Regions from separate parts of the Homo sapiens genome. Here region 2 is linked to region 1. Evidence: chromatin loops called from intact Hi-C (ENCODE). Cell type or tissue: IMR-90. All regions are shown on one strand.

Region 1 (2,500 bases):
GATCAAAGGTGATTTTATTTCTCTTTGGTGGGTCCTGTTTCCAGGCAGATAAGGGAGCTTCAGAGAAGAGCCTCATTCTGTGCTTTGGGAGGGACAGAGGATTGAGGGACAGGAGTGGGGAGAAGGTTAAAGAGCCCCTGAGGTGTCTTTAGTTCCGCGTGTCAAAGGGCCATTTTTTGAGGTATTGTTTCCTGAGCCTGACATACGGAACAGGATGGCACAATATTTTGAAGATGCCAAGGAATTTTGAAATTACACTATTTTAACCTTGCCATAATTTAATGGAAAGGGGGAACACCAAGTATTTCTTCATTTTTTAAATTAAAAACTTTCTATTGTGGGCAAAATACATATAATGTAAAATTAACCGTCTTTTTTTTTTTTTTTTTTTTTTTTGAGTCAGAGTCTCACTCTTGTAGCCCAGGCTGGAGTGCAGTGGTGCCATCGCAGCTCACTGCAACCTCTGCCTCCCGGGTTCAAGCGATTCTCCTGCCTCAGCCTCCCGAGTAGCTGGGATTACAGTCGTGCACCACCACGCCCAGCTCATTTTTGTTATTTTTAGTAGAGATGAGGTTTCACCATGTTGGCCAGGCTGGTCTCGAACTCCTGACCTCAGGTGATCTGCCTGCCTCGGCCTCCCAAAGTGCTGGGATTACAGTGTTGAGCTACCATCTCTACTATATTTACTCACTTTCAAAAGAACCCTTTTCTGTTTTCCTTCCAGATAAGTTATACCAGCCAAAATATCAACAAAATGGTGAAAAATCTTAATTCCCTGTCTGCAAGAAAAAAAATATTTATTAGTGTTAAAAAAAAAAAAAAAAAGACTGTAGAAATCCAAAAGTCATTTTGAAAGCAACGACCGTTTTAAGGGCCAAAAGAGAAATACGGGCTGTTTCGAGCGTGAATCAAAGTGTCAAAGAACATTTGGAGGCTGCTCGGTAGACATGCACTCTCTCAAGGACAACTGAGATGCATGCCTGACTGAGTCACGGCTGAGCACCCAGCGCTCAGCAGTCAGCTCCAGAGCTGCAGAAAGTAACCCAGTGAGACCCGCGGTGCCGGCTACAGGTCCCTGACAGCTGATACCCAACTTCAATACAAAGATCAATTTGCTGCTAGTCCAGAGAAATTGACCTTCGTGTTCAGACTCATGGGCAGAAAAAGTCAACAGTGATTTAAAAATGAACCCCAAATCAATTATTCTAAGGAATTTAACGCTGGTTCAATGACTGAAAATTGTCATTGCCTGGCTCTGAAATAGAAAGGAAAGGTGAGCCAAAAAATAAATACCGAGTCATTGGTAAGGTTCTGTTGGAGTCAATTAATGGATCCCTAGAGCTGATTAAAGAAAAAAAAATTATTAATGCAACATCTGGAGTTAAGTTATTTAAAAGCTAATACCAGGGCTTATGCCACTGAATTTCCAAGGGACTTGGCAAAGGAGAATTATCTATTTATTTTCTAAATACCACAGATTCCTTTAAATTACCCAACCTCTCTTGCTTCATTCAAACATGTGCAGCTTCAAGTGGGCGTCTACTGCATTAGATTAGATAAGTCACAAGGGCAGAGTCTCTGGACTGCAGGCGTTGCTTTGCAGTTGAGCTGCTCTCTTCACATGGGTACCACCATAATGTATGCTCCAGGGTGAAGAGCAGCAGGAGTAGGGATTTACTCACGGACAGAACAATCAATGTGGCCAACAGAGATGCTTTGTACAGAATTACTAATTAGTGCAGCAAGGTATTAATTATTATAATTTCTAAAAATATTACAATTCCATCTTTAATTTTGTTTAGTTCCATTCAACTTTTAACAGTGATTGTTTCTTGTAAGCAACGTTAGATGTCACAACTAACATGAAAGCAAAACTGTGTCTCATTCTCTGAGCACGCACCAATAACTGGCAGGAGCTGGATGCCTCTTAAACAGAGTGGCAAGCACCAGAAAGTCAGGAAGGTAATCTGATATTTGAATTTCCATTTAGACAATATCCAAAGAAGATAATCCATGTGTGATTAACTGTGACTTTAATAACCCTACAAACCACGCACGCCTCCATTTGATTCATTTTATAGTTACAGTTTTAAAGAAAGGAAAGGCATCAAATCTGTACCCAAAACATCAATTTTAGGGAACTTATTCAAAAAATTTAAAGTGTCTACCAGCTCACTTTTAAACATGTAACTAGGCTGGACGCAGTGGCTCATGCCTGTAATCCCAGCACCTTGGGAGGCTGAAGTGGGCAGATCACTTGAGGTCAGGAGTTCAAGATCAGCCTGGCCACCATGGTGAAACCCCGTCTCTACTAAAAATACAAAAATTAGCCGGGGTGTTGGCCCATGCCTGTAATCCCAGCTTCTCAGGAGGCTGAAGCATAAGAATCGCTTGAACCAGGGAGGCGGAGGTTGCAGTGAGATCGTACCACTGTACTCGGGCCTGCATGACAGTGTGAGACTCTGTCTCAACAAACAAACAAACATGTAATTAAAAACAG
Region 2 (2,500 bases), 150 kb after region 1:
GAAGTGAGGGTATTCTACCTAACTCATGCTAAGAGGCCAGAATAACCCTGATATCAAAAGCAGACAAGAATACAACAGAAAAAGAAAAGTTCAGGCCAATATCCCTGATAAATATACACACAAAAATCCTCAATACTAGCAAATGAAATCCAACAATACATCAAAAAGATAATATACCATGATCAAGTGGAATTTATCCAATGAATGCAGGAATGGTTCAACATACACAAATCAATAAATGTGATATATCACATCAACTATAAAGGACAAAACCCACATGATAATCTGAATAGATGCAGAAAAAAATTTGATAAAATTCAACATCTCAATTAAAAACTCTCAATAAACTAGGTATAGAAGGAAAGTACCTCAACACAATAAAGGCCATATATGACAAACCCACAGCTAACATCATACAGAAAAGGTGAAAGCTTTGCCTCTGAGAACTAGAAGACAAGGATGCCCACTCTCATCACTCTTACTCAACACAGTACTGGAAGTCTTAGCCATGGTAATCAGACAAGAGAAAGTAATAAATGGCATTAAAATTGGAAAGGAGAAAGTCAAATTGTTTCTGTTTGCAGAAAACATGATCTTATAGAGAGAAAAGCCTAAAGACTACCAAAAAAAAACCTCTCAGAACTGATAAACAAATTTAGTAAAGTTGCAGAATACAAAATCAACATACAAAAATCAGTAAGTGGTGTTTCTATAAATAATGAACTAGTTGAAAAAGAAATCAAGAAGACAATCTCATTTACAATAGCAATCCCCCCGCCAAAATTACCTAGGAATAAATTTAACCAAGGAGGTGAAAGATCTCTAAAAGAAAAACTACAAAACACTGATGAAAGAAATTGAAGAGGATACAGACAAAGGCAAAGTTATTTCATGCTCATGGATTGGAAGAATTAATATTGTTAAAATGACTATACTACCCAAAGCAATCTACAGATTCAATGCAATCTCTATCAAAATACCAATAACATTCTTCACAGCAATAGAAAAAAATCTTAAAAATCTGCATGGAACCACAAAAGACCCTGAAGAGACAAGCGATCCTAAGCAAAAAGAACAAAGCTGGAGGCATCACACTACCAGACTTCAAAATATACCACAAAGCTGTAGTAATGTACTACAATGCTGTTTTTATGATACTGACATAAAAACAAACACACAGACCAATGGAACAGAATAGAGAACCCAGAAATTAATCCATGTATCTAGAGCCAACTGATCTTTTTTTTTTTTTCCGAGGCAGAGTCTCACTCTATAACCCAGCTGGAGTGCAGTGATGCAATCTTGAGTCACTGCAACCTGTGCCTCCCAGGCTCAAGTGAGCCTCCCACCTCAGTCTCCTGAGTAGTTGGGATTACAGGCACACGCCACCACACTCAGATAATTTTTGTAGAGACGGGGTTTCACCATGTTGCCCAGGCTGGCCTCAAACTCCAATCTGCCCACCTCAGCCTCCCAAAATGCTGGGATCACAGATGTGAACCCAGCCAAGCCTACTCATTTTTAACAGAGGTGCCAAGAATACTCACTGGGGGAAGACAGTCTCTTCAATAAATGGTGTTGGGAAACTGAATATGCACATGCATAAGAATGAACCTGGACACCCATCTATCACCCTAAGGAAAAAATCAACTCAAAATGATTCAAAGACCTAAATGTAAAACCCAAAACCATAAAAGTACCAGGCAAAAACAAGGAAAACACTTCAGGATGTTGATCTGGGAAAAGATTTTATGAGTCAGACCTCACAAGCACAGGCAACAAAAGCAAAAAGAAACGAATGAGATTACAACAAACTAAAAAGCTTCTGCACAGCAAAGGAAACAGTCAATAGAGTGAAAAGACAATCTATAGGAGAAAATATTTGCAAACTGTTTATCCAACAGAGGATTAATATGCAAAATATGTAAGGAACTCAAAATATCTCAATGGCAAAAATCATAATAATAATTGGATGGAAAAATGGGCAAATGAGCTAGGCATGGTGGCATGCACCTATAGTCCCAGCTACTCAGGCTGAGGTGGGAGGATTACTTAAGCCTGGATAACATAGTGAGACTCTATTTCCAAAAAAAAAAAAAAAAAAAAAGATACACAAAATATGTGAAAGACAGACAAATGATCTGACCAGACATTTCTCAAAAAATGACACACAAATGCGCCAACAAATATATACAAATTGCTCAGCATTACTAATCGTCAGGGAACTGCAAATCCAAATCACAATGAGGTATCATCTCATTCCACTTAGAATGGCTATCATCAAAAACACAAAATAAATGCTTGTGAGGATGTTGTGAAACAGGAACTCTTATACACAGATGGTGGAAATGTAAACTAGTACAGCCACTATGGAGAGCAGTATGGGGGTTCCCCAAAAAACTATAACTAGAGCTACCATATGATCCAGCAATCCCCCTACTGGGCACTTATCCAAAGGAAAGAAAATCAGTATTTTGAAGAGATATCCACACCCACATGT

What was found. Peaks named below come from ENCODE experiments on the same cell type or tissue, not always from the same donor. Only the 100,000 strongest peaks of a DNase experiment are listed, where the experiment ranks them.
Region 2: a loop joins it to region 1, with 2.6 times the contacts of the local background. A loop is called at or near these places in 1 of 110 quality-filtered maps.

What each region holds. Positions count from the first base shown.
Region 1 is chr17:9,359,856-9,362,355 of GRCh38, forward strand. The region is part of intron 7 of STX8 (syntaxin 8); the gene reads right to left. Among named protein-coding and RNA genes, the nearest start is that of STX8, 210 kb to the right of the region's middle. In IMR-90, no CTCF peak of the experiment used is centred here; DNase peaks (open chromatin) are centred at 986 and 1,536; H3K27ac peaks cover 428 bases.
Region 2 is chr17:9,511,228-9,513,727 of GRCh38, forward strand. All of the region lies in intron 4 of STX8 (syntaxin 8), which reads right to left. Among named protein-coding and RNA genes, the nearest start is that of STX8, 63 kb to the right of the region's middle. In IMR-90, no CTCF peak of the experiment used is centred here; a DNase peak (open chromatin) is centred at 1,304.